2 separate regions of the Homo sapiens genome follow, and region 1 is linked to region 2. The links are chromatin loops, found by intact Hi-C in ENCODE. Cell type or tissue: Calu3. All regions are shown on one strand. Each heading gives the region's core, and the rest is flanking DNA. Links, peaks and the distances in the headings are about the cores only.

Region 1 (15,609 bases), core at 3,281-11,280, 150 kb before region 2:
GGATGAGTTCATGTCTTTTGTAGGGACATGGATGAAGCTGTAAACCATCATTCTTAGCAAACTAAGAAAGGAACAGAAAACAAAACACTGCATATTCTCACTCATAAGTGGGAACTGAACAATGAGAACACATGGACACAGGCAGAGGAACATTACATACCAGGGCCTGTCGGGGTGTGGGGTCAAGGGGAGGGATAGCATTAGAAGAAATACCTAACGCAGATGACGGATTAATGGGTGCAGCAAATCACCATGGCACATGTCTATCTATGTAACAAACCTGCATATTCTGCACGTGTCTCCCAGAACTTAAAGTATAATTTTAAAAAAAGAAAAAGAATAATTTGTTTTAAAAGATCTCCTTTGCATTTAAGCATTCTTTTTCACTCTTTCTTCTTCTGTTTCCAAAATAACTTAAAAACATTCTGCCAAAAGAAAATAATCTTTAAAATAAATAACAATAATTGAGTCTAGGAATATGTCCTCAGTTATTGCAACCATTTTACTATGTGAAGGTCAAGAAATCTATCTAACATCCTGTTTATATCGAAGAGTTTATATATTTTTCTCATCAATCTTGTATTTCTATATCTTTCTTATGAAGCATGCAACTTGTATAGGCACATATAGACCATAATACAAAAAATAATATTTTCTATCTTTATCAAGGGAAATGAAATGTTCTCACTAATTACTTCCAGGACATAGCAATCTGACTGAGAATTGAAGATGGCCATGAACATAACTGGAAATTAAGCACATAAGGTCAGAGTTCAAAATTATCATACTACAGTAGAAAAAACAACAGACTACAACTTAGGAGAATTTAGGGAGGTTCTTTTAGGAGAATTTTGGGACAATTTGAGAGGTAAAATCCTTTTACCTCTCAACTTTCCCAGGTCTCGTATTCCAAAATTGCATGATACTATGTAACTCCAAGGTATTGAGCTTAGTCCAAACTTAAGGTTTTTCAGTGGGTGTCACCATAAGGAAATTGTATAAACTTTTGAAGGTATTCTGTCATGTAGTAATAAATATAGCTTAAGAAAGTGCTATAATCATTAATTTACATGGAATTAACAGTTAAAGTACATATTTGTTAATGTAGGGTGAAAAAACACATTATAATATCAATTGTAGTTGAGGTTCAAGGTTATTTTGTGAAAATAATAAAGAATAAAGAATTAAATAGAATAAAAAGTTATTACATATAATAAAGGCTAACAGGGAAAGAGATCTTACAATTGATAATAAAGAAATTAAACCTATTGTAAAAAGCACAGATTGGCAACCTATGGCCCAAAAACCAAATCTAGGCCACTTCCTGTTTTTGAAATAAAGTTTTATGCGAACATAAATACCTTCATTATATATTGTCTATGGCTGATTTTACCCTACAGAAATATAATTGAATAGTTGCCACAGATAATATATGGCCCACAATGCTTAAAATATTTATTATCTAGCCCTTTATTGAAAAAGTTTGTCAACATCTGGTAGAGGAATTTCAAGATGAAAATGCTAACTAATGCCATACTAAAAATACAACCCAAATTAACTAAACTTTAGTTTGGAAAGAGTCTTTGGACTTCATAAAAACTGAGTAAATAAAGCCCTTATGATGTAAAAGATACAAGCATCTTAACATAGTTTTAAAGATCACAAATTTGAATCCCTAATAATCAGTAAAAAAAAAAAAAGGGGGGGTTTTTTTTATAGAATTCACCATATTTCACATTTAGAACAAATTTTTATATCTCACTTGATTTTTATCATTAAAAGTCAATGTTTTACATCATTAATGGTATTCATAATTGAATACACATGGCACACACTTGGGACACTTCTGAAATGTTTCATAACCGTTGATTAAAATAAAAATGTATTCTTTGAATTACAAAGTCTTCACTGGCATTTCTTCTCCCATAGAAAACCCTTCCACTCAGACAGAGGCCTAGTATTTTCAGTGACGAGTCTGGCATACAGCATGTGCCCTATAAGTTAAATAAATAAATTTTTTTTGAAAAAAAAATATGTAAACTTTGTCTTTTGTTACCTATTGGATTATGAAAGGAAGATTTTGGTTGCTGTTCATTTTTCTGTAGACATTTACAGGGAAATGAAAACAGGCCATGTAAATTATATTAATCAAAAGCACACAATTTCCAGAGATTGCCTTTCACTTGAAGATAATGAAACAGCCATGGCTGGTTAGCTTCCGATTTACTTTAAGTTTCTATAGCTGATATTTCCACTTAAATAGATTTGTAAGTCTCTTCCTTAAATATTGAATTTATCCAGAAACAGTCTTTCTTTCCATTGCTTTAAATGAATATTGATTTTTCTTTTAGCTTTAAAAGCCATCAGTTGAGTCTTAAAATGTATCAGTAATTATTATGAGAATTAAATAGTGCAAGTAAAATGACCCACTTTAACTAATCTAGTTGAGCAGCTAATGATCACATTTTTTTTTTTTACATAAAATTGTATTCCTTTCTGTAGTTGGTCCAGTGGCATTTCATCAGGAAGAAATACAGTAAGAAGAGTGCAGCTATCTCCATCCATACAGAGCTGATTATAATATAGAAGTCCTGTAACTGGTCATTTCATTTCAGAAGCTTATTGATACGGCTCAGCTGAATTATGTCTCCCAAATGTCATCTTGAATTATGTCTCCCATAATTCTCATGTGTCATGGGTAGGACCCTGAGGGAGATAACTGAATCATGGGGGCGGGTCTTTCCCATGCTATTCTTGTGATAGTGAATGAGTCTCACAAGATCTGATGGTTTTATAAAAGGGAGTTCCCCTGCACAAGCTCTCTTTGCATGCCCCTATGTAAGATATGACTTTGCTCCTTCTTCACCTTCTACCATGATTGTGAGTACTCCCCAGCATGTAGAACTGTGAGTCAATTAAACCTCTTTTCTTTAAAAATTACCCAGTCTCGGGTATGTCTTTATTAGCAGCATAAGAACAGGCTAAAACAGTAAATCGGTACCACTAGAGTGGGGTGCTGCTGTAAAGATACCCAAAAATGTGGAAGTGACTTTGGAACTGGGTAACAGGCAGAAGCTGGAGCACACTGGAGAGCTCAGAAGAAGACAGGAAGATGTGGGAAAGTTTGGAACTTCCTCGAGACTTGTTGAATGGCTTTGACCAAAATGCTGATAGTGATATAGACAATAAAATCCAAGCTGAGGCAGTCTCAGATGGAGATGAGGAACTTGTTGGGAACAGGAGTAAAGGTTACTTTTGCTATGCAAAGAGACTGTTGGCATTTTGCCCCCACCCTAGAGATCTGTGGAACTTTGAACTTGAGAGAGATGATTTAGGGTATCTGGTGGAAGAAATTTCTAAGGGGCAAAGCAATCAAGAGGTGACAGGCATACAAGTTAGGGAAATTTGCAGCCTGATGATGCAATAGAAAAGAAAAATCCATTTTCTGGGGAGAAATTTAAGCCAGCTGCAGAAATTTGCATAAGTAAGGAGAAGCTGAATGTTAATCACAAAGACAATGGGGAAAATGTCTCCTGGTCATGTCAGAGACCTTCATAGCAGCCCCTCTCATCACAGACCTGGAGTCCTAGGAGGGGAAAATGCTTTCATGGATGAGGACAAGAGCCCCCCTGCTCTATGCAGCCTTGGGACATGGTGCCCTGCATTCCAACTGCTTCAGCCCCAGCTCAGCTAAAAGGGGCCAATGTACAGCTCAGGCCATTACTTCAGAGGGTGCGAGCCCCAAACCTTGGCAGTTTACATGTAGTTTTGGGCCTGTGGGTACGAGAAGTCAAGAATTGAGGATTGGGAACCTCTGCCTAGATTTCAGAGGATGTATGGAAATGCTTGGATGTCCAGGCAGACGATTGCTGCAGGGGTAGGGCCCTCATGGAGAACCTCTGCTAGGGGAGTGTGGAACGGAAATGTGGGGTTGGAGCCCCCAAACAGAGTCCCCACTTGAGCACTTCCTAGTGGAGCCATGAGAAAAGGGCCACCATCCTCCATACCCCAGAATGGTAGATCCACTGACAGCTTGCACCATGCGCCTGGATAAGCCACAAACACTCAATGCCAGCCCATGAAAGCAGTCAGGAGGGGAGCTGTACCCTGCAAAGCCACAGGGGTGGAGCTTCCCAAGGCCATTGGAGCCCACTTCCTTGCATCAGTGTGATCTGGATGTGAGACATGGAGTCAAATGAGGTCATTTTGGAGCTTTAACGTTTAATGACTGCCCTATTGGATTTCAGACTCAAATAGGGCCTGTAGCCTCTTTGTTTTTTCCACTTTCTCCCATTTGGAATGCATTTACCCAATGCCCGTATCGCCATTGTATCTGGGAAATAACTAACTTGCTTGTGATTTTACTGGCTCATAAACAGAAGGGGCTTGCCTTGTCTTAAATGGGACTTTGGACTGTGGACTTTTGTGTTAATGCTGAAATGAGTTAAGAATTTAGAGGACTGTTGGTAAGGCATGATTTGTTTTGAAATGTAAGAACGTGAGATTTGGGAGGGGCCAGGGACAGAATGATATGGTTTGCCTGTGTCCCCACCCAAATCTCATCTTGAATTGTAGCCCCCATAATTCCCATGTGTCATGGGTGGGACCTGGAAAGAGGTAATTGAATCATGGGGGCAGGTCTTTCCCCCTGCTATTCTCATGATAGTGAGTAAGTCTCACGAGATCTGATGGTTATATAAAGGAGAGTTCCCCTGCACACACTCTCTTTGCCTGTCACCATTTAAGATGTGACTTTGTTCCTCCTTCACCTTCTTCCATGATTGTAAGGACTTCCCACATGTGGAACTGTGAGTCAATTAAAACTCTTTTCTTCATAAATTACTTAGTCTCAGGAATGTCTTTATTAGTAACATGAGAACGGACTAATACACTGATAGAAGAAAGGAAGAATGAAGACAGTGGCTTGGCCCCTTAAAAATGATTTACAAATCAAGAGGCAAAAAATCAGGTTATCTGTCTTCTTACCCAAATGTTTTAACATTTGAAAATTTTAAGGAAAAATTAGACAATCCCTGAGGAATATGTCATAATTATTGCCATTTAAATGAAATTAAATATACTGTTAATTTTACCTTTTCATATACTCTGTTACTGATATTTTAAAATACTTACCCCTCTTTTTTCCTGAGAATCAGATTTTCTTGCCTTTTCACTTATTTAGCCATGGAAATTGGTTTAAGTCCATAAAGTATGAGCTGTAAAGGGCTTTTATTCCAAAATCTACATGAGATTCCAACTACAGGTGCAACTATCAGCCTCTCTGATAAGACCATGGAGAAATTTAAAGAGATGGCTCCTATAAGTTCTCAGCTAGACAAAAGAGTTTCTAAGAAGTTGAATGGAATTGTCTCATCGCTCTTTGATTTTTAAGCCCAAAGTAGAAATGAACCTGGATTGAAGGTATACATAGGTGTGGTTTTGTGTAACAGAGTGGTTTATAATCTAATCTGCAAGAATTCCATGCAACTTTTAAAGGATTTGTGCCATCTTGTACTGAAAGGGTAGCAATTGTGTAAAATGAAAAGAGGACTCCTTCCCTAAGCAGTCTGAGGGAACTACTCAAATGCAAATATTTGCCATTTTTCATAGAAGAGCAGTGACTCACAGGATGGGACCAAGATTACAGCAGTCAGGGCCAAAAGCCCTGGAGAACAATTCTCAAGGAGCCAAACTGAGTTCTAATCAACAATATTTCATGCTCTCAGAGCATGGGGAATTGGTCAGCATAATAGATGCAGGCATTTGGTAAATTCAGTATGCAATTATAATTCAAAAAAAGTAAACATTTATTAAGTTAGAAATAAATGAGAACCTCCAAGGCCTAACAAAAAATTTCCATAAACATCTGGAGCAAACACCTTAAATATGGTAACAATGAAAACAGTTTCTTAAAAATAAGGGACAACTCAACGATATATACTACCACCACATCTATTCTATTTTATTGGCAGTCTTAAGTAGTATAAGAGGAAATAAAAAAGGTATTAAGGTTATAAGAGAGGAAAGCAAAATTATTAGAGATAACTTTTATCATTTACATAGAAAATGCAAAAGAATCCATAAATCTTACAAAAGGACTGAATATAAAGTCAGTAGCATTTATATACACCAGAAGCAAATACCTAGAAAACAAAAATAAAGAGAAGAAAAAATTTTCAATAATTTAAATACAGCAGTATTTACAAGAATACAAGAATAATATATCATAAGATATAAAAAATCTCTACAGGTAAATTATAAAACTTTTAGAGCTATTAAAAATAACTGTAAAATGCAGAGAAACCATATTTATAAGGAGAAAAACTTTATATTATAGAAAAATCAATTTTCCCTAAGTGGAACTCCAGATTTAATAAAATTTCAATAGAAATTTCTGTTTTTTTAATGCAACTTGTTCAGATTGTTATAAAATTTATATAAAAGAACAAAACGAGCTAATAAATACCCTGAACTAATCTGAATAAGTGAAGGATGGGTAATTTGTCCTACTAAATACTTTAAATCTGTAATAATCTAAATAGTATGTTACAGCATCAGGGATAGAAAATATAGCTTATCTGATAAATAAAGGTGCTAAAAAGTACCCAAACATTAATGGAACATTGTTATATGACAGAGATAGCATGCCAGATGGCTGGGTGAAGTTGAAATTATTTAATAAATAGATAAGTTGAAATTATTAAATAGACATTAAGAAACATGGTTAGCCAAGTGAATAAAGACAAAATTAAATCTCTACCTCATAGAATATAAAAATAGATTCCAAAAGCATTAAGGACTTAAGCTTCTTAGTAGAAAATATAAGTAAATACCTTTTAGACTTTAGAGTGAGAAAAGTTTCTTAAATAAGTACAAAACACATTGACTATGAGAAAAAAATGATACATTTAGATTAAAACTAACATTAGTTAATCAAAACAATAGATCAAATTGGGAGGCGATATGTGTATTACAGACAAGTGCCAAAGCATTGGTATGGATAATAAAGTGCTTCCATAGGTCAATAAGAAAAGCAAAGTAAAAATTAAACAGAAAATTGTTGAAAGTTATAACTGGCATCAGGCGCGGTGGCTCACGCCTGTAATCCCAGCACTTTGGGAGGCCAAGACGGGCGGATCCTGAGGTGCCAAGCATGGTGGCGGGCGCCTGTAATCCCCGCTACTCGGGAGGCTGAGGCAGGAGAATCACTTGAATCCAGGAGGTGGAGGTTGCAGTGAGCCAAGACCGTGCCATTGCACTCCAGCCTGGGCAACAGAGCCAGACTCCGTCTCAAAAAAGAAAAGAAAAGAAAAGAAAATTATAAATGGTAATTTCAAAAATAAAATCCATGAATGGCAATAAGCATATAATGAAATATTTAAAATTATTAATGGTTGCAAAAATAAAAATCAAAATTGCTGAGATACCGCTTACATTCATTTGTTTAAAAATAAAAAGAAGGGACCTATAATCCCAGTACTTTGGGAGGCCGAGGCAAGCAGATCACTTGAGGTCGGGAGGTGGAGACCAGCCTGACCAACATGGAGAAACGCCGTCTCTACTAAAAATACAAAATTATCTGGGCGTGATGGAGCATGCCTGTAATCCCAGCTACTAGGGAGGCTGAGGCAGGAGAATCGCTTGCACCCGGGAGGCAGAGGTTGCAGGGAGGAGGAGGTTGCAGTGAGCCGAGATCGCGCCATTGCACTGCATTCTGGGCAACAAGAGGAAAACTCCGTCTCAAAAAATAAAAAATAAAAATAAGGAATTAGACAATAATTAAGTATTGAAATGGACGTACAACCGGAGGATATCTTACATATTGTTGAAGGAAATGCAAATTGGTGCATTCACTTAGAAAACCAGTTTGGCATTTTTTCCTAAACTGGAACATTCTATGCCTTGTGGTACAGAAATTTCATCCCTAAATATAAAATCAATATACTGCAATACGGTTTAAAATAAAGTAAAAATATACTTCTTCAGAGAGTATCTAAATGACATAAGAAATTACAAAGGAATGACAAACATAGAATCAGAAAAAAAAGTTTGTTTAGACTGAGGTAGGTAGGGAAATGAAATATAGAATAAATTTTAAAATTATTTTTAAAAAGAGAGAAATACTTTACATTGCCTGACATTTCATCCTCTGCGAGTATGCCTTAGAGAGAACAAGACATTGGAGATTAAAAAAAAGGGGGATTCTCTCATGGATATTGTTCCCCAAGAACCTCCCATGATGTGAGAATCCAGCCAAACTGAATGTGATTGTAGTGTATAAAAATTAGTAATTAGTAGCTTCGTATGCTGTGGCACCTTAGCTCAAAACAAGCACCTTTTCTGAAACTTATCTGGAGAGCCAGACTCTAGTCACTCCCTACCCACCCCCACCACCAAACCCGCGGTTCCCCTCCTGTGGTCCCTGGTTTGTTAGGAACCAGGCTGCACACCAGGAGAGCGACCGGCCAGCATTATCCCCTGAGCTCCACCTCCTGTCAGACCAGAAGCGGCATTAGATTCTCAAAAGAGCATGAACCCTATTGTGAACCGTGCATACAAAGGATCTAGGTTGTGTGCTCCCTATGAGAATCTAATGCTTGATAATCTGAGGTGGAACAGTTTCATCCCAAAACTACCCCCACAACCCTATCTGTGGAAAAATGGTCTTCCGTGAAACCGGTCCCTGGTGCCAAAAAGGCTGGGGACCACTGCTCTAGAGGAAGCACTGAACTTATTGAGTGATGGCATCTCATCCAACAGGACACTTTCCTAAGATATATTTGGTGGTAATATCACTACTCAAAGTTTTCTTATTAAATTATTAACAATTATGTTCACATTATATTCTAACTTTGTGTAAATTAACAATTTTGCATTAAACCTTTCCAGTTTTCTTTACCAAAAAGTATTAAAAACTTGAAGTGAATTATAATTTTATTTATAATAAGCAATTTCTGTAAGTGATTTTTACATATCTGAGTTTTTTACATATGAGTACTGTACACATAGTAGGCACTCAAGACATTCTTGTTGAGAAAAGGAGTAAATAAATGAGAAGGCTAATTTACATACTGATTAAGATTATAAGAACCCAAGACCTGGGTTTGGGTCCTCCTTCCTCTTTTACTAGCATTGTGAATCTGTAAATTTTAGTCTTTTTTATTTGCTGAGTAAAAAAGTGGTTTATAATAGCAATCACCACCGAGGGCTGTCATGATGATGAAATGACACCATGTATGTAAAGTGCTTAACAGTGTGCCTGGCACATGTAAAATGCTCAATAAATTTAAGTTATTACTTTCACCATCATCATTTTATATATATATATATAGAGAGAGAGAGAGAGAGAGAGAGAGAGAGAGAGAGGATGCTCACCTAATCAGACTTTCTCACTACTTGATGATACCTAATTAAGAGAATTTACTGTAATAACTAAAGCTCAGTAAATTTATTGCATTCTTGAAGCCATAAAGACCGAAATGTTACATTAAAACTTTATTATGCACTGAAAGATTTCATCATAGCAATGATCTTTATGTTCCAGAAAAGGTCATATAAACCACACCTTTGATTTTTCTTTTCTAAGCAGGGAATGTTGAATGTAGAATAAATGTTCAGTTTATCCCTTCCTTTCTTCACAAAAAATTAGCCAACTCTTCTAATGAATTGAACAGTGCTAGACCTTTCCAAAATCCTCTCCTTATTGCAAACTTGTTTCAAGTACTTTCTAAAAGCTCCTGATTAGCCTTAGAAGAAGGAAACATACATACAGCATCCTGAATAATAGTGCCAGTTATTGCAACATGGAAATTTTTTTCCTCAGGTTCAGTGTTAAGCAAGAACCAATGTGAAATGTTTGATAGAAAGGGCAGTTCTAGAGTGGCATGATGGCTCCATTCTCTGGTTTACTAAACAAATGACATGTGTGGTGGCTAATGAAGCCATGAGCATCCCTAGCCCTTGCCTCAATGTTTTCCTCTAGACAACCTGCCAAATGGGGCCAGTGTTAAACACTGAAGGTCATAATGCTGTCTACTAAACAATTCTGATTTTTAATATCCTGTAGTTTATTTGAAATTTCCAAAGAAACATATAAACTCAAGCCAGCGTAATTTAACAAGTGATAAGAGTGACAGGAGATAAAATCAGAGGAATGGTCAAGAGCATCATCAGGTAGGGCAGGCTGATAAAAAGATTAAATGATTTTTTAATCCATAGATTATTTTTGAAAAAATAAGATAAAATATATATATTATATACCATGAAACACACAGATGTTAGGCATTCTGTTTGATGATCTTAACAGACATCTACACCCATATGCTAACGATCCCAATGAAGATACAGAACATTTTCTTCACTCCAAAATGTTCCCTCATGCCTTTGTTCAAGAATACTCATGCCTATAGAAATAATTGCTTTGACTTCTATCACCATTAATTAGTTTTGTCTGTTTTTGAGCTCCGTACAAATGGAATCATACATTGTTAACAGGCTGTACTATTTTGTATCTTGCTTCTTTCTCTCAACCTACTGCTTTGAAGATTTATTCCTATTGTTGTATGCATCAAAAATTTTCTTCTTAGTATTACTTAGTATTATTTCATGGTATGAAGGCATCATGAATTGTTTACCCTATCTCCTGTTGAAGGACATTTGGATTGTTTCCAGTTTAATGTTGATATGAATAATACTGCCAGAAATATTATTGTAAAAGTGTCTGTGAGGACATATGTTTCTATTTCCCTTGGATAAATATTAAAAAGTGAAATTTCTAGGTATCAGGGTGATGTAGAATTACATTTAATCCCAGCTACTCGGGAGGCTGAGGCAAAGAACTGCTTGAACCCGGGAGGCAGAGGTTGCAGTGAGCCGAGATAGCGCTACTGCACTCCAGCCTGGGCAACAGAGCAATACTCTGTCTCAAAAAAAAAAAAGGTTCATTTTTCAAAGTGGTTGTTCCATTTTGTACTCCCACCAAAAATGTATGAGAGTTTCTTATTAACATTTTATTTTGTCTTACTAATAATTTTATTTGTCCATCATCTTTTTAATTTTAGTCATTCTAGTGGATTTGAAGTAGTATTTCATTGTGCTTTTTAATTTTCATTCCTTGAATATTAATAATAATAATTGTATTTGAGTACACTTATTAAACATATAAAATAACTTTTCAAGATTTTTTCCATTTTTATTGGGTTATTTGTTGTTCATCATTAATATGTAGTTCTTTGTATATTCTAGACGCATGTTCTTTGTTATATAATGTACTCTGTTTTGTAAGCAGCTTTATTGAGGTATAATTGGCAAACAATAAACTGTACATATTTGCTACATAGAAGTTGATATGTTTGAAGCATGTATGCACTCATGAAACCTTAATGACAAGATAATGAATACATCCTTCACCAAAATATGTCCCTCATGAATTTCACTCAATTCCCAGGCAATCACTACTGATTTGCTTTCAGTCACTACCAGATTAGTTTAATTTTTAACAACTTTATGTACCTGGAATCATACAGTATATTATATTTTGTGTCTGGATTATATTACCAAATATAATTAGATATTCACATATAATATTATATATATCATTTGTTCCTTTCTTTTTATTGGTGAGTAGAATTTCATTACATTAATATACCACAAAGTGTTTATCTATTCATATGTTGATGGACATTAGGTTATTCTTAGGTTTCTGCTATTACAAATAAAGCCCATTCTGCCTCAGCCTCCTGACTAGCTGGGACTACAGGCGCCTGCCACCACGCCTGGCTAATTTTTTGTTTCTTTAACTTTTAAGTTCATGTTTGTTATACGAGTGAACTCATGCCATGAGGGGTTTGTTGTAGAGATTATGTCATCAACCAGGTGTTACACCTAGTACCCATTAGTTATTTTTCCTGATCCTCTCCCTCCTCTTGCCATCCATCCTCAGGTAGGCCCCAATTACTGTTGCTTCTTTCTATGTGTCCATGAGTTCTCATTATTTAGCTTCCCCTTATACGTCAGAACACACAGTATTTGGTTTTCTGTTCCCGCATTAGTTTGCTAAAGATGATGGCCTCCAGCTCCACAAATGCTCCTGCAAAGGACATGATCTCTTTCCTCTTTCTGGCTGCATAGTATTCCATGGTTACATATCACATTTTCTTTATCCAGTCTACCATTGATGGGTATTTGGGTTCATTCCATGTCTGTGCTATTGTGAATAGTGCTGCAAAGAACATACACATGGATGTCTCTTTACAATAGAACAATTTATATTCCTTTGGGTATATATCCACTAATGGGATAGCTGCTTTTAGCTCTTTGAGGAATCGCTATACTACCTTCCATATGGTTGAACTAATTTAAACTCTCATCAACAGTGTATAAATGTTCCTTTTTCTCCACAAACTCATCAGCATCTGTTCTTTTTTTTGACTTTTTAGTAATAGCAATTTTGAATGGTGTGAGATGGTATCCCATTGCAGTTTTGATTTGCATTTCTCTAATGATTAGTAATAATGAGCTTTTTTTCATATGCTTGTTGGATGTAAGTATGTCCTCTTCTGAAAATTGTTTGTTCATATCCTTTGCCCACTTTTCAAAGTGGTTGTTTGTTTCTTGTAAATTTGTTTAAGTTCCTTCTAGATGCTGGATGTTAGACCTTTCTCAGATGCATGGTTTGAAAACATTTTCTCCCATCCTGTAGATTGTCTGTTTACTCTGTTGATAGTTTATTTAGCTGTGCAGAAGCCCTGGAGTTTAATTAGCTCACATTTGTCAATTTTTGTTTTTGTTGCAATTGCTTTTGGCATTTTCATCATAAAATTGCCCATTCTTATATCCAGAATGGTATTGCCTAGGTTTGTTTCCAGGGTTTTTATAGTTTTAGGTTCTACATTTAAGTCTTTAATCCATCTTGAGTTAATTTTTTATATGGCATAAGAAAGGGGTCCAGTTTCAATCTTCTGGATATGGCTAGCCAGTTATCTCAGCACCATTTATTCAAGAGGGAATCCTTCCCCCTTTGCTTGTTTTTGTCAGCTTTGTCAAAGATCAGATGGTTGTAGGTGTGCAGCCTTATTTCTGGGCTCCCTATTCTGTTCCATAGGACTATGTGTCTGTTTTTGTATGAGTAACATACTGTTTTGGTTACTGTAGCCCTATATCAAAGATTGAAGTTGGGTAGCATGATGCCCCCGGCTTTGTTCTTTTTTCTTAGGATTGTCTTGGCTATTCGGGCTCTCTTTTGGTTCTATATGAATTTTAAAATGTTTTTTTTCTGTGAAGAATCTCAATGGTAGTTTAATAGGAATAGCACTGAATCTACAAGTTGTTTTGGGTAGTATGGTTATTTTAACAATATTGATTCTTTCTATTTATGAGCATGGAATATTCTTCCATTTATTTGTGTCACCTCTAATTTCTTTGAGCAGTGGCTTATAGTTTCCTTGTAGAGATCTTTCACCTCCCTAGTTAGCTGTATTCCTAGGTATTTTATTCTTTTTGTGGCAATTGCAAATGGGAGTTTGTTCCTGATTTGGCTCTTGGCTTGACTGTTGTTGGTATATAGGAATGCTAATGATTTTTGTGCATAGATTTTGTATCCTGAGATTTGCTGAAGTTGTTTATCAGCTGAAGGAGCATTTAGGTTGAGACAATGGGGTTTTCTAGACATAGGATCATGTCACTGGCAAACAAGGATAGTTTGAATTCCTTTTTTCCTATTTGGATGGCTTATTTTTCTTTCTCTTGCCTGATTGCCCTGGCCAGGACTTCCTATCACATATTGAATAGGAGTGGTGAGAGAGGGCATCTTTGTCTTGTGCCAGTTTTCAAAGGGAATGCTTCTAGCTTTTACTCATTCAGTATAATGTTGGCTGTGTGTTTGTCGTACATGGTTCTTATTATTTTGAGGCATATTTCTTCAATACCTAGTTTATTGAGAGTTTTTGACATGAAGAATGTTGAATTTTATCAAAAGTTTTTTTCTGCATCTATTGAGGTAATCACGTGGTTTTTGTCTTTAGTTCTGTTTATGTGAAGAATCACATTTATTGATTTGCATATGTTGAACCAACTTTGCATTCCAGGGATGAAGCCTACTTGATCGTGGTGGGTAAGCATTTTGATTTGCTGCTGGATTCAGTTTCCCAGTATTTTATTGAGGATTTTTGCATCAATGTTCACCAAGGATATTGGGATGAAGTTTTCTTTTTTTTGTTATATCTCTGCCAGGTTTCAGTAACAGGGTGATACTGACCTTGTGGAATGAGTTAGGGAGGAGTCCCTCCTTTTCAATTTTTTGGAATAGTTTCAGTAGGAATGGTACCAGTTCTTCTTTGTACATCTGGTAGGATTCAGCTGTGAATCCAGCTGGTCCTGAGCTTTTTTTTGGTTGGAAGGCTATTTATTACTGCTGCAACTTCAGAGCCTGTTATTGGTCTGTTCAGGGATTCAATTTCTTCCTAGTTCAGTCTTGGGAGGGTGTATGTGTCCAGGAATTTATCCATTCCTATTAGGTTTTCTAGCTTATGTGCATAGAGTTTTTCATATTATCTGATGGTTATTTGTATTTTTGTGGGATCATTGGTAATATTTCCTTTGTTGTTTCTAATTGTGTTTATTTGGATCATCTCTCTTTTTTTCTTTGTTAGCACAGACAAGTCATTCTGAAGACATATGCTTAATTTTCTCTTAGGTGACTGCCTGAATGTACAACGACTGGGTCATATATAGTGCTAGGTGTACATTTGATTTTTTAAAGAAACTGCCAAACTCTTTTTCAAAGTGCTTTTACCATTTTATATTCCAACCAGTAGTGAAAGAGAGTTCCAGTCCAACATACTCTTGCTAACACTCTGCATAATCCTTTTAAAATTTTGCCTTTCAAGTGGGCATGCAGTGGTATCTCATTGTGGCCACACATATAATCATACACAAAGTAGGAGAAGGAGACAAGAGAGAATGAAGCAGAAAAAAATATTTTTTAAAAAATTCTAAATTTGATGAAAAGCATTTATCTATTCACACAAAAATCTCAATGAACTCCAACTGGGATAAACACAAAGACATCAACACCTAGACACATCATAATCAAACTGATGAAAGACAAAGATGAACAGAAAATTTTTAAAGCAGTGAATGAAAAACAAATCATAATGTGGAGGGAAACAATATAATTAATACCTAACAACTCATCTAAAGCATGGAGGCCATAAGGCATTGAATTGATACGTTCAAAGTGCTAAAATAAAAAAAAATCTGATTGCCAGGGGTTTTATTCAGAAAAAACCATCTTTGAAACATAATGACATTCCAGAATAAACAAAATTTTCAGAATCCATTGCTAGAAAGGATAGAGGCAGGAGTTTGACTCTTACAGTCTGATTTCACAGCCCATGTCCTTGGTTCTTAGCGCACATTGGTTCTCACTGAGCATTCAATGCCTAATGGTTTTCCCTCAGGGATGAAGTAAACTATCTGACTGTAACTTCTTCAAGTATAGCATTGGAACATAAAAGCCTAATCTTCTCATACTTCTAAAAGATGCTGTGAGCACTTCGCTTTCAAACATGTTTTTTAAGACTCTTCCTCCAAACCCAAACTCAAGCAAAT
Region 2 (15,609 bases), core at 2,764-10,763:
TGCCACTGCCTAACTTACCAGTGATGTTTAGGATGTGGGTACAACTCAATAGTTCTCCCATGGGCTTACTGAACTCTGCCCCCTTCCTTGAGAGGCAAGAGGAGTGGTTCATATTCCCTATAGAGAATGAGGGAATTGCTATGGGATCTGACCTTTGCAATACAGGAAAGAGCAATGACAGACTCTTACAAGTCTCATTTCCCCATGCATCATTGTCCTGGTATAGAGCCAACATGCAATGCATTTCTTCAGGATTGGTATCCCATCCTAAGGAAAATGGAACCACCTGTGCTTGAGGTTTTCCCACAGCACATGCATAGCAGTTACTCTTGTTGAGGGCTTGTACGGAAAATTTGATCCATTTGACTATACCCTGTACTCTCTCTCAGTTTCTGAGGTTTGCCTTAAATCCTTTACCTCAATTATTTCTACCCTTTTAGGGTCATTATTCGGTGAACTAAAGTGTTTATTGGAGTCAGGGGTTGGAGTAGTCCCAGGCAAATGGGAGGTTGAGTTCTTGATTAGTTTGAGAACAAATCACCCTAGGGTGTCTTTCCCTGTGATGTTTGCCCCTAATCCCTAATCCATATACCCAAGACACTACTTTTGGTTCTTGGTCTAGAACAGCTGGATTGTCAGTGATGATGAGTATAGGATTGCATTCTAAATTCTGGCAGTTATTTGGTGGGAAGCCCTTGGATAGATGTAGTTTATTCTTTAATGGTCTCCAGCTAGGAGTTGCCCACCCCATATTTACTGTCCAACCCTGAAATTGGGTAGTCCACCACACATCATCCCAGCTGGGCAAGCTGATGCCCTGCTGTAACCTGTGTCTGGTTCAGGGCAAAGATATTTATATGCCTGTGAGAGCTGTCTCTGATTTTCCAAATTCCCACAAGGTAAGACGTGGCAGGCATCAAATCTTATAGTCTAGGGTGCTACCATCTTGGTTACATTAATTACCAATCTGATTGGGTAGAGAGGAGTCCCCTGCCAGTTTCCATTTTAACCTTCTGCTCTGTATAGTAGCCCATCCCAGCCATATTAACTTCCAGAAATGAGGCCAGCCCATATTTTCTTTTTAGATTTTTCTGAGTTAACTTTAAGGGTTCCTGGGTGACCCGTGCACTTTTCACTGGTCTTTCTCTCTCCCTTCTGGGGTCTCTTTTACCAGTCATTTGACTCCAGTATAGTGAGTCCACCCCCATTCAGCTGTTCTCATGGCTGTCTCAGTGGTCAAAAGCACTTGATAGGGACCATCCCTGCTTGGGTGGAGCTTATCTTCTTTCCAAGTCTTAACCAGTACCAAGTCACCAAGCTGGAAGTGGTAACCATGAACTCAAGAGGCAGACTTGAATTAGAAGTCCTTTTAACCTAAGGGATGACAGGGTGGAGGAAATGGCCAGTAAATAATTTCTTAAGAATTGATCCTTGGTTTCCATAGTAGGGAGATCTGTAGCTCTGCCTAAATATGGGAGCCCATATAATAACTTGTAGGGGGCAATCCCATCTTTTCTTGGAGCTGTCCTAATGCTAAGGAGTGCTATTTGGAGACATGTGGTACAAGGCATTTTAGTTTCTAAGATTAGTTTGGTGATATGCTTTTTGAAAGTTTGATTCATTCTTTCTACCTTTCCAGAGGAAGGAGGATGCCAAGGGGGTGCGATAATCCCATCTAATTTGTAAACCTTCCATAATTCCCCTTAACACCCTTGAGGTAAAGTGGCTCCCATTGTCTGAATCAATATTTTCTGCCAGGCCAAATCTAGGTACAATCTACTCTAATATTATTTTGACATTCCTGGTGGTGGCCGTTGGAAGGGGAAAGCCTTCCATCCAGCCGGAAAGGTGATCTACGATCACCAGTAAATACTTTAGTCTTACTATTTTGGGCATTTCTCTGAAATCTACTTGAATGCTTTGAAATAGTCTTAGTCCGGGAGGTCTTCCTCCCATGGCCTGTTTTCTAGCCAACATTTTGTTTAAGCTTTGACAAATTACACAACTTCCACATACTTGTTTAGTGAGGGTCTAAATCCCTATACACACATAATTCCTAAGTATTGCATCACACAGAGCCTGGGGTCCCCAGTGACTCCCTTTGTGTAATATAGACATTAGTTCTCTCATCAGGGGTTTTATCATTTCTCTCCCAGCAGGAAGTACCCATTTCCCATCTTCAGTTTGAGTGACCCCTATCTTGTCTAATTCTTCCTTCTCCTCTTTGGTAAACTGGGGTCTTAATACTACCTTAGAGATGTCTGGGATCAGGCTAAATAGTCTAATTTCTTCCTCCAGGGAAGCTTGCTTAGCAGCTTCATCTGCAAGCCTGTTTCCTATAGCTTCTACAGTATTCCCTATCTGATGATCATTTACATGAACTATGGCTACCTCTGCTGGAAGTAGGAGGCTTTCTAAAACCTGTTTGACCAGTTCCCCATGTACCAATTCTTTTCACCTGCTATTTATTAGGCCCTGCTCTGTCCAGATTTTTCCAAAAGTGTGTAATACCCCATGAGCATATTTAGAATCAGTATATATAGTGCCTTCTTGGTCTTCGAGGAGGTTTAGGGCCTGGTTAAGAGCATGTAATTCACAGGTTTGAGCCAACCAGCCATTAGGTAATCTACCTTTCTCACATAAGGAGTGTTTATTTTCATCAATGACAGTATAACGACTATGTCTCCTGCCATCTATTACTCAGGATGACCCATCCACAAACAGCACAACATGTAGTGGAGCTTCTCTAAAGTCTGGTCTAACTTTGGTTTGGTATTCTATGATATTTAAGCAGTTATGGTCTGATGTCTCTTTGTTCTCCTCTCCTTTCTATAGGAAACTGGCTAGATTCAGGCAAGTGTCTGTTATGACCAAATCATCTTATTCTACTAATATGGCTTCATATTTTAGAATCTGAGAATCCATTAACCATGTCCTGGCCTTTTAATTTAATATATTCCTGACCTGGTGTGGGGTGCTTACTATTAGGGCCCCACCAAAGGTTAGCTTTTGACTCTCCTCTACCAGCAGGGCTGTGGCAGCTACTGCTTTCATACATTTGGGCCACCTGCAAGAGACAGAATCAAGAAGCTTGGAGACAAAAGCAACAGGTTGCCTCTTCCCTCCCAAGGTTTGAGTGAGCAACCCAAGGGCCACACCCTGGTCTACTGTTACAAACAGATGGAATGGTTTCTCTAAAGGTGGGAAAGCCAGGACCGGGGCAGTAATGAGGGCCTGCTTTAGCTCCTTCACTGCCTGAATTTCCTCTGGGGACCATTACAAGGGATTGGGTTCCTCCTCTAGTAACTTGAGATACAGAATCTTTGTCTTTTGAGCATATGAGTCATCCATAACCTATAGTAATGAGTTAAACCAAAAAAATTTCAGAGTTCTCTCTTTGTCTTAGGCAAAGGCAGACCCATTATTTCCAATAATCTCTCTGGGTTTATTCTCCACTTCCCTTCATTAATCAGGTGTCCTAAATATTTAACTTCTTTTTCTACAAACTGCATTTTGTTCTTAGAGACTCACAATCCCCTTTCTCCTAGGAAATTAAGCAAGTTTGTGGTGGTTTCTGATACCCTGGCCCTCTTCTCCCCAGAAATTAAAAGATAATCTACAATATTGCAACAACTGGGTTCCCCTGGAAGTTTGGGATTCCTCCAGGACGTTTTCTAAGATTTGAACAAATTTGAAACCTTGTGGCAGCACAGTCCAGCAGTACTATTGTTTTCTCCCAGTTATAGGATTTTCCCATTCAAAGGCAAAGAGGTCCCTACTCCTGAAGTCTAGGGGACATGCCCAGAATACATCTTTAAGATCCACCACACGGAACCACTTATGTTCATAGGGTATCTTCCTAAGGAAAGTGTAGGGGTTAGGCATCACAGGGTGGCGGGTCTGAATAATTTGATTTATAGTCCTTAGATCTTGCACCAATCTATACAACCCTGGGGCTTTTGACTGGGAGAATTGGAGTATTGTATGGTGACATGCAGGGTTCTAATAATCCATCTTTAATCAATTCCTCTATTACTGGTTGGAGACATTTTCTCCCTTCAAGAGATATGGGATATTGTTTTCTGCAAACGACTTCTTCTGCTTGTTTTAGTTCAATCTGTAAGGGTGTGATTGTTAACCCTCCCCTGTTGCCTTCCCTAAGCCACACAAGGGGATTAATTTTTCTTTCCCCCTCCTCTGTTAGGAGGCCCATCATTACTTTTATTTTTCCTTCCTCTATTCCTAATTCTACACCCAATCTCACAATCAGGTCTTGACCCAGGAGGTTAGGTCCTGCTTCAGGAACATATAAGAGGGACTCCTCAATTTGTTCTGGTCCCAATCTAATTAACATTTTCTTGAATATCAGAACCTGAAATCCCTCCTTTTTATTCAAGATACTGTCAATGTTTTGTTAGAGAGTTCTGTACCCCTTAGTTGGTGAATTAGGGGAGAGCAAGCCACCTCAGTATCAACCAAAAATGTCACTTCTTCTCCTCTGGCTCCCACCTTCAAATTTATCAAGGGTTCCTGGTGGGACCTACTCAGAAGGAACCCCTGACCCCCCCAGTCTTCATCAATGGTTATGAGGGGAATCACCTTTTCTTCTTTTTTCCATTCAGGACATTCTGTCTTAAAATGCCCTGGCTTTCCACACTTGTAACATCCATTCATAGTTTTAGGAGCTTTTCTCTGCATTTCTCTTCTTTCTCTGTGTCTCTTTTCCCTTGTCTCCTTCAAGGGGAATCTTGATCTAACATTTTTCTGACTACCTCTTCCACAGTGGAAACCATGATTTTTTCTTTTTGTTTCCGTTTCTCTTCCTCTCTCCTTATAAAGACCTTCCTAGTTTCCCTCAGTAATTCCTCAATCGGTTTCTCATTCCATCCATCAGTCTTTTGTAATTTTTTTTTGTAATGTCAGGCCAGGTCTTAGTTACAAAGTTAACCATCAAAAGGTCTTGCCCTACTGGGTACTCTGGATCTAATCCAGAGTATTTTCTCATCTGATCTCTGAGCCTCTGCAGGAATGCAGAGGGAGTCTCCTCTTTTTCTTGTTGAATCTCAAATGCCTCTGAGATATTTTGTGTCCTAGGAGTGGACTCTTTGATCCCTTTAATTATTAGTTCCCAGAGGTCCTGCATTTGGGCCTGGTCCCTGGGATCATTATTATCTCATTTGGGATTGACATTTGGAAATTTTTGTTTGGCGGCAAGACTCCTTGCATGAAAGATGTTGCCTCACGCAAATGGTCATGGACACTCTCCCAATCATTCCCCTTTCTTCTCCTGTGAACAGGATATTCAATGATAGACATCATTTCAGCCCAGGTGTAAAAGCTGAGTCCTAGGAATTGGTCCAGCTGGTCTGCTAAACCAAGGGATCTTCTAGGAGTGGTTTCATTTCCTTTTTGAAATTCCTCACTTCAGTACTTGTAAGAGGAGCATTTACAAAGCTGATCTCTCCCTGTCCCATGGGAACTTCCCTAAGAGGGAACACGCTAGATGCCTGCTGTATGGAAGGAATAGGGAAGTTCTCAATATTCTTCTTAAACTGTTCTAATTCTTTTCTTAAATTTGCATAAAAATTTAAAGGAGCAGTTGTTTCAACTCTCCCATGGTCTCCAGGTCTTTCTTCCTTTAACCCTCCTGCTGCCCCTTGATCTTCCTTTCCCCTATTTTGTGAGATGTATAGAGGAGACAAGCATGATAGGGGATCCCAGGGCTTTACACTGGGCAAGGGCTTTTACTAGGCTCTTTTTCTTCTTCTTTGAGGGGAAACATGGGGGCTAATTCCTTGATCCAGCGGAAAGCATAACCTATCTCTTCTTGTGAGGATGGGGTTTTATCATTCATATAGACAAAGCTCGGCACACCCAATTCTCATCTGAGCCAAACCTAGGCCAAAAGACTGAGGGCTTATGAATGGGGCCTTTGGGCCAGATAAAACACCAATACTTTATGATTTTTTGCTTTTCCTTGTCCCTGGTTCGTGGGTTGTCCCTCCAACCCTGCAGCATTCTCCCCAAAGGACTATTCAGGGAATATCAAAGTTTCTTTGCCTCCCTCTTTGTCCCCTAGGCTAGAATTTCTGTTTCCAATCTTTGGTCAGTCTCTGTGTCTGAGCATTTTCTGGTGTACTCAACTCCCACCCACACCCCGACTGGAGGTCTCTTGCACACCCCGAGAATCACTTCATCTATCTCTGGCAGTTTTCCCCATGGGAGAATGGAATCACGGATTGGGACACCACACTCGCTTCATATCTAGGATACATCTCAGTCACACACACTCAAACTCCAAAAATGTCCAACTCACCAAGGCAGCACTTATAGTCCAATTTTCCTACCTTTTCTCTTGCACAAGTTTGCCTCGTTCCTGCAGTGCCTGCATTTCTCCCCGTGTCACCTCTGCTGCCTCTAAATAACAGTCTTGGGTTTGTCTAGGTCTCTGCAGAGATCCAGGATGCCTGAACAGAGTGGGCCACCTAAATCAGGTGGGACGTTTCTCCCCTCTGTGCTGGAGTCCCACTACACACAGGCACAGAGATCCCAGGTGGTCCCCCAAGTTTGTGAGAAACACATTCACCCAACCAAACCCAAGGAATGGACTCTGAGACATGAAGAACAGTGGAAGCGAGACTTTTAATGGTGGTCTTGCAAGATCAGGTGTCTGGTAGGCAAGCACACCTGGGGCAGTTACAGTAGGTAATTTATCTCCTAACATGCAAGTCCCTCCCCCAGTTCCTCATTGGTCAAATACTAGGGGGTTACAATCTTCCAGAATGTCACCTAAGTTTCATTATCCCCCTTATCAGGTTATACCCTAGCCCCCTTCCCCACTTAAGTTTCAATTTCCCAGTAATGAAACTTTCTTCCCTTTTATGGGCGGACCCCTCCTCTACATTGTGTTCACTTATTGTGACCTTCTAGGTGCATGAGTCATGCAGTTAGTCACATCCGCAGGCTGGCTGCCAGTACTTAGATTTATCATGCCTTGAAAACGGACCATTTAAAATGTTTTCTCACAGAGGAGCAAAAGGGACAGCAAGGAGACAGTTGGGAAGATGTATTAATAGCCCAGGCAAAAAGAACTGTGGCTAGAACTAAGCAAAAACTGAGAACCAATCAAACTCGATTTTTTTTTTTGAAGGCTAAATCTATAAGATTTGCTGATGAATTGGGTATCGGTGATGATTAAAAAAGAGAATCAAGGATTACTCTTGACTCTGCTTGAGCAACTGGGTGGAGAGCTGGCTTATCAACAGAAATAGGAAAGTTGGATGGAGAAGAGAATCAGGCTTTCTTCTTAGGGCATTTCAGTGTGGCTGCCTAGGAAATGTCTAAGTGGATGTATCAAGTGAGCAGTTGGGCTACATTATTTCTCACTTCAGTGAGGAAGTCTGAACTACTGTTATAAAAAGAGAAGCTAAGAGAAGAAAATGTTTCAAGTTGGAAGGAGTAAACAACTTCATGGAATTCTGTTCAAAGAAGCCTGAGCACAGAGAAATAAGCACTATATTTGGAAATTCGATTATCCTGACAAAAGGATTTTCAATGGGTGGTGGGGATGGAATCCTAACGGGAGTGGACTGAGGCAGCAATAGAGGTTGCTGAAAAGGAGATTGTGATGGATGTGGTTTTAATTTGCAGTTTCCTGATGCTGACTGCCTTTTCAAGTGCTATTGATGATGTGTATATTTGTGTGTGTGTGTGTGTGTGTGAAGGGTTATTCAAATCTTTCAGTCATTTTGAGGGTTTTTTTTTTAATTGACTTATAGGACTTCTTTACATATTCTAGATACAATTCTTTTTGGCAAAATACAGTTTTTGCAAATATTTTTTCCATTCTGTGTCTTGCCTCTTTATTTCATGAATGTTGTTCTTTGCAAAAAATATGTATATTAATTTTGATGAAGCCCAAATTTATCCATTTTTTTCCTTTCATAAATAGTGCTTTTTATTAGAACTGCTGAGAAATCTAGCCTACCCTTACCTTTCATGAAAAAGTTCTTCTGACTTCTACAAACATTATGGTCCTGATTTCAGCTTTTATATACAACATATAATCCATCCAAGTCTGCTAAATGTGTCTACTTTTTTATCTATCGCTTATTTATCTGCTTCTGATTGTCTGTGTGTTCTTTATAATTATGCCTCTGCTACCTATATTTCAAAGCATTAAGATTGCCTTATTTTCAAACTTTCTATGTATAATGTAGAAAATGTATTGCCACACTTTCATTTTATCCATTCAGAGGATGAATCTTTTGATAAATTTGACCTTTTTACATATATATTAATAGTGTGATAGTGGTACTTTTTATATAATTTTATGTTTTATGTACTTTTTATTCATTTTTTCTCCTTTCCTGATTTCTACTGAATAGATTTGAATTATTTTCTGTCTGTTTAACACTTTTTAAATAGGAGGCGGAGTTCAGACACCAGACCAAAATGATGACTAGCTAAAACAGGTCCAGGTGGAAGCAGATTTCTATAAAACATGCCCACTGGTATGCCATGTCAGTTTACCATTGCCATGGCAACACTGGGCGGTTATTGTCCCTTTCCATGGCAATGACCTTGACAACCTGGAAGTTGACACCCTTTTCCTAAAATTTTCTGCATAAACCACCTATTAATTTGCATATAATTAGAAGTGGGTATAAATATTGAGTTCAAAACCACCTCTGAGCTGCTATTCTGGGCACACTGTCTATGGGGTAGCCCTGCTCCACAAAGAGTTATGCATCTGCTGCTGCTGTACAGTGCCGCTTCATTCAAAATTGCTGTTTTATACCAGTGACCTGCCCTAGAATTCTTTCTTAAGTGAAGTCACGAACGCTCCCAAGCTAATCCCCAATTTTGGAGCTTGCCTGTCCTGTATCATTTATATATACTAATTTCCTTTATGCTGGCTGTCTTTAACATCCTGTATCACTTATATATACTAATTTCCCTTATGCTGGCTGTCTTTAACATAAATGTATAATCATATATACTAACTCACATCAATGTATTAAAATTATTAATATCTTCTCCCTAACAAGATAAGTACTTTCCTCACTCTCATTTTTTAGCTGAAAAGCCTCACATATTTTATTACTCATAATTTCTTATAGTATCTCCAGGTTTCTTTCTCTTGCAGCATCAAAACTTTTCAAAAGAGTTTTCAATGTGGATTTTTATATACCTATAAATATTTTTATTATTTACAAACATTTGAGTAAAATATGGCCAAATATAAAATTCTAAGTTCACATTCTTTTATATTAAAATATCATTAAAATACTTAAAGTAGCAAATATGTATGATGAACAAATCTAGAGATCTAATGTACAACATGAAGACTATAGGTACTAAAATTATACTGTGTATGGGATTTATTCTAAATGAGTACATTTTAGATGCTGTTGCCACAAAACAAAAATAAAGTTGATAACTATGTGAGATAATGAATATGTTAATTTGCTTCACTATAGTAATCATTTTACTGTCTATATGTATCCTATCATAATATCATGTTTTATACCTTAAATATACACAATAAAATGTATTGAAAATAAATAAATAAAATCACACTTTGTTATTTTATTTTCATTAAAGAATTACACACATACAAAATGGTGCAAAATCATAAAGGTACAGCTCAATGAATTAGCTCAAATGAAATACACTCATGTTAGATGAAAAAATAGAACATTTCTAACATCTGCAAATCCCTGGTCATAGCTCCTCCAATCACCACTCCTTCAACCTCCTGAAATGTATCCACTATCCTACTTCTAATATAACAGATTAGACTTGTGTGTGTGTGTGTGTGTGTGTGTGTGTGTTTTGTAATGAATAGAATCATATTGAGGTAGAAGACTAAGAGAACTTGTTTTCTGGTCACAACCCTGCTGACCAAAACAGGATCTTGTCCACACAGGATAAAGTGAAGAAACTGGCAGGAACCATAAGATAACAATCAGGGTGATCCCTAGCTGCCCTCATTGCTCAGTGGCATAGGACAATACCACCAGTTCCATGACAGCTTATAAATACCATGCAACAATCCTGAAGTTACCACCCTTTACCATGGTAACAATCTGGAAGTTACCGCCCCTTTCCTTAAAAGTTCTAAGTACATTTTGGGAGGCTGAGGTGGGCAGATCAGGAGGTCAAGAGATTGAGACCATCCTGGCCAATATGGTGAAACCCCGTCTCTACTAACAATACAAAAATTAGCTGAGCATGGTGGCACGCACCTGTAGCCCCAGCTACTAGGGAGCCTGAGGCAGGAGAATCACTTGAACCCGGGAGGCAGAGGTTGCAGTGAGTCAAGATTGTGCCACAGCACTCCAGCCTGGCAGCAGAGTGAGACTCCATCTCAAAACAAGCAAACAAACAAAAGTTCTAAGTAATCTACCCCTCAATACCTTAATATCCATTGACCCACCTTTTAATTTGCATGCAATTGAAAGTGGGTTTACGTGAGTATAAATACGGTTGCCAAAAGACTACACATGGCTAACTCTGGGCCCACTACCTATGAGTTAGCCCTGCTTCAGAAAGAGCGGGACCATTCAATAAAATGTTGCCATCTAACACCACTAGCTTGCCCTTGAATTCTTTCCTAGATGAAGCCAAGAATCCTCTTTGAAGCCCCAGTTTGGGGCTCACCTGTGTTGCATCATCTGGCAGCAATAAAAGGATGAAGATGGCAAGCGAGAGGCAGTGACAAACACAGCAGTATGACAGCAGAGACAGCAGCAATCGTAGTCTTTTGGCAACTGTATTTATAAGATGGATCTCCACCATTCTGCAGCCCCCTTATGATTAAGGAGGAGTATCTAATCTCCAAGGGAAGAATGAGGTAGGAGACCCACAGGACTTGTTTTCTTGTCACAAATATGCTGATCAAAACAGGATCTGGTCCAGACAGGATAAAGTGAAAAAACTGGCAGAAACCAGCAAATGGGGATGAAAGCAATCCCTGGCTGCCCTCATTACTCATTAGCATAAGACACTCCTATCAGTGCCATGACAGTTTACACATGCAATGGCAATGACCCAGAAGTTACTTTTCCTAAAAAATTCTAAATAACCTACCCCTCAATTTGCATTGACCCACCCCTTAATTTGCCTGTAAGTGAAAGTGGATTTACATGAGTATAAATGCAGTTACCAAAAGCCCATACATTGCCAACTCCGGGCACGTTGCCTGAGGAGTTAGCCCTGCCCAGCAAGAAATAACCACTCAATAAAAATTTGCTGTCGAATACTACTTGCTCACCCTTAATTTTTTTCCTTGGTGCATTAGTCCATTCTCACATTGCTATAAAGAAACTCTTCAGACCAGGTAATTTATAAAGAAAAGAGGTTTAATTGGCTCACAGTTCTGCAGTCTGTATGGGAAGCATGATGGCATCTGCTTGGCTTCACGGGAGGCCCACAGAAACTTACAATCATGCCAAAGGTGAAGGGGGATTAGGCACATCACATGGCCAGAGCAGGAGCAAGAGAGACAGGGGGAGATGCTACACAGTTTTAAATGACCAGATCTCAAGAGAACTCACTCACTATTGGAAGGATAGTACCAAGGGATGGTACTAAACCATTCCTGAGAAAACCACCCCCATTAACCAATCACTTCCCACCAATCCTACTTCCAGCATTGGGGATTACAATTCAATATGAGATTTGGGAAGGGACAACATCCAAACTATATCACTGGATGAAACCAAAAACACTGCAGGATAAGCCCCAATTTGGGGGCTTTTAAAATTGTGAAATTATATATGATTAACTCATGTTCATTTATAAAATCATAAATTACGCAGCACACTTTTGGTAGATTACAATTCCTCTTTCAAATATGCTGCTGGGTTTTGTTACTATGCATTTTCTTTCTCCTGGTTGTCACTTACTGATGTCTTGGCCATAAGGAAGGTAAAATGAGAAAGTGGATCAACTAAAGGTCAGATGAGTCTTGGATCTCAAATAGAAATTTCAAAGAGAAGGTACAGAATACAGCAATGATTAGTAATCCACCTCTCAATTAGATTTAATTTCAAAAAGAAAGTTTCAGAGAATACAACCTAAATTATTTTACTACCAGTATTTTCCTAGTCACACTGTAGGTTGGCTTAAGTTAAACATGGTAAGTAAATAATTATTTCTTTTGGTAGACCATTCACTTGGTAAGCAAAGAAATAAAAATTTGCCCCATGACAATTGCATTAACTTCCAATTTGGGGACAATTATATATCAACATTGCATACAGCATATCTTTCAGTAATTACCCATACTGATGATCTTCTATTTTATTGTCCCAGAGACCACTAGTTGCTAACTGAATTTTTCTTCTGCTCCTTCCCTAGGATTAGAACACATTTTCTTTTCCTGCTGCAACTGCCTTATGGTAAAGCAGCTAGGTTGTTTTCCATGTGGGTCTCTGCCCCTGCAACTCCTCACTGGTCAGGACCTGCTGACCTGGGGCCACAGCACAGTCACACTACCCACACCTGAGCACTCCGGCAGGTGGCAGCTCTGCATTTCTCTGAGACAGAGCTCCTAGAGGTAACAGACCAGCCTGTCATTTTTGCCACTGCTGAAACACGTCTCGCCACCTGCCCAGTCTCTTTTTCCTGTGAGCCCCTGAACCCCTGCTTTTCACCAGGCAGGGCCCCTGGCTCAGGCCTGTAGTGCAGCTGCCCCATCTCTGGCTGAACATTCCCATTAGTACAGCTCTAGATTTTACTGTGGTGGAGATCCCAGAGACAACTCTAAGTCCTTCTACCACTGACACTGTAGCAGTACCACCCTCGCTGCACTCCGTCTGGGAAACAAAGACTCTGATTGCTTTGCTGGCACTTCCAGTACTCTGTAGCTGCCATACAGAGAGGAGTCCGGTTTTTCTTCCCTGTGAGCCCCTGCCGCCCCTGCTCTTCACCAGGCAGGGCCGTCAGCTCAGGTACACAGTGCAGTTGCCGCATACCTAGCTAAACATTACCACTGGCAGTGGCTCTGTGTCTCCCTGGGATGGAGACCCAGGATGGCGGCCCCCACCTTTGCTGCAACCAAGCTGAGAAAGGAAGAACCTGGGTGCTTTACTCGTACTTCCAGCAAGCCATGGCTGCCTTACAGAGAAGATGTTAGAGTAGGTAGCTAGGCAGACATGAGAAGGGCAGGAGAGGGTACCTCCAAGGAATTTCAGGCAGCCATCAGGTGATGATCAGGTGCTTGTTAAACTGTCTCTCTATAATAATAATTGGTTACAGCTGGCACCAAGGAACGGTCATTTCAATAGATAGAAAACACCTGAAGCTGGTGATTAGTAGCTTCCCAATAAGATCTCAGGAGTTGGGTGAGTGGGCTCAAGCATGTGCACTAAGAGGCAAAATGGAGGAGCTTAACTGGTGTATGACCTTCCTCTAGGAACACTCAACTGGTAAGGGAAAATCTCCTCAAATGAGTATACACACAACTTCAGTAACCACATTGCACATGTGGCCCCTCCTAGGTGCTGGCAGGCTGCTGCACAGGTGAACAGCCCACCCCATGGGAAGAATCAGGGGAGAAGAGACGCAACCATGCCTATGTATAAAACCCTAAGTCAAAGGCCAAATATCATGCTTTGATCTCTCAAGTCACCCACTTGGTCCTCTTCCAAGTGTACTTTACTCCCTTTTGTTCTTGCTCTAAAACTTTTTAATAAACTTTCACTCCTGCTCTAAAACTTGCCTCTGTCTCTCACTCTGCCTTATGACCCTTGGATGAATTCTTTCCTTCAAGGAGGCAAGAATCAAGTTGCTGCAGACCCATATAGAATCCTCACTGCTAACAAAGAGGCCAGATTGTATTTCCTGTAATCCCTCCACCACCGCTGCTCTTCACCATGCAGGGCCCCCTGGCTTAGGCCCACAGTACAGTTGCCACACTGGGCTTATCATTCTAATAAGAATAGGCAGCAGCTCTGCATTTCTCTGTGGTGGAGCCCCAAGAGACAAGTAAAAGGCCTTCTGCCATTGCCACTGCCAAGGTCCCTTCCCCTGCAACCCCCAAGCTTGAGGAAACAAAAAGCTTGAACTCTCTCAGGAATGTAATGCACAGCAAGGGAGTCCAAGCTAAGATCTGTAGCCAGCATTCACATGGGAGAGGAGCACACACTCTCAGAGCACTGAGAGGGATCATGGCTGCAATCATGAGGAAATACAGAAGAGTGACATGGCTAAGATCCTACCTACTGACCATTATGCTTAAGTGACATCAACTGGATCACAGCCCAAACTTCAACACCAAAAATTACTTTGCTAATATACCCTCCTGTGAAACCAGGTACAAAAATTCAGCCACAAATAAAGACCTTGCACAAAGCCTCAGCCTCTGAAAACATCCAGAAACTAAGTCAACTGACTATACTCAAATTACACCACAGTTAAAGGAACATCAGCTCACACAGATTAGAAAGAACCAGCACAAGATCTCTAGCAAATTTTAAAGCCAGAGTCTCTCCTTACCTCCAAAGGGCAGCACTATCTCCCCAGCAATGGTTCTTAACCAGACTGAAATAGGTGAAATGACAGACACAGAATTCAGGATCTGAATGACCACAAAGATGATCAAGTTTCAAGAAAAGTTGAAACCAATTAGAATGAATCTAAGGAATTCAGTAAAATGATTCAAAAGAAGAAAGATGAAATAGCCACTTAAAGAAAGAAACAAACTAAGCTGATAGAGCTGAAAAACTTGCTACAAGAATTTCATAACACAATCAGAAGTATTAACAGCACAATAGATCAAGCTGAGGAAAGAACCTCAGAGCTCAAAGAACAGTTATTCCAATTAACTCAGTCAGACAAACATAAAGAAAAAAATGTAAAAATTATCACCTCTGAGAAATATGGGATTGTTTAGAGACAAAATCTATGACTCACTGGCATTCCTGAAAGAGAGAGGAGATCAAACAACTAGAAAAAATAATATTTGAGTCTATTGTTCATAAAAATTTTCCCAATCTTGCTAGAAATGTCAATATGCAAATTCAGGAACTTCAGAGAACCTCTGCAATACATAGTATAAGACAAACATCCCCAGCACACATAGTCTTCAGATTATTCAAGGTCGATGTGAAAGAAAAATTATGGAAAGTGGCTAGAGAAAATGGGCAGGTCACCTACAAAGGGAACTCCACAGGGCTAACAACAGTGGACCTTTCAGCAAAAACCCTGCAAGCCAGAAGAGATTTGGGGCCTATATTCAGTATTCTTCAAGAAAAGAAATTTCAACCAAAAATTTCATATCTGACCAAACTAAGCTTCATAAGCAAAGGAGAAATAAATTTTTTTAAGACAAGTAAGTACAAAGTAAATTTGTTATCATCAGACCTTCCTTACATGTCCTTAAGGAAGTGTTATACATGGAAACAAAACACATTGAATGTAAATGAGCTAACCACCCCACTTAAAAGGCAGAGTGAAAAACTGAATAAAGAACCAAGACTCAACTGTATGCTGTCTTCAAGAGACCCATTTCACATGGAAAGATATCCACAGGCTTGAAGTAAAGGGATGGAGAAAGATTAAGCAAATGGAAAACAGAAAAAGGCAGGGATTGCCCTTCTT

What was found. Peaks named below come from ENCODE experiments on the same cell type or tissue, not always from the same donor. Only the 100,000 strongest peaks of a DNase experiment are listed, where the experiment ranks them.
Region 1: it touches region 2 in a loop (2.9-fold over the local background); 2 of 110 quality-filtered maps call a loop at or near these places.

Annotation. Positions count from the first base shown.
Region 1 is chr5:130,394,667-130,410,275 of GRCh38, forward strand. No RefSeq gene overlaps it. Among named protein-coding and RNA genes, the nearest start is that of CHSY3-AS1, 500 kb to the left of the region's middle. In Calu3, for the core only: no CTCF peak of the experiment used is centred there; no DNase peak of the experiment used is centred there.
Region 2 is chr5:130,543,091-130,558,699 of GRCh38, forward strand. No RefSeq gene overlaps it. Among named protein-coding and RNA genes, the nearest start is that of HINT1, 610 kb to the right of the region's middle. In Calu3, for the core only: no CTCF peak of the experiment used is centred there; a DNase peak (open chromatin) is centred at 6,951.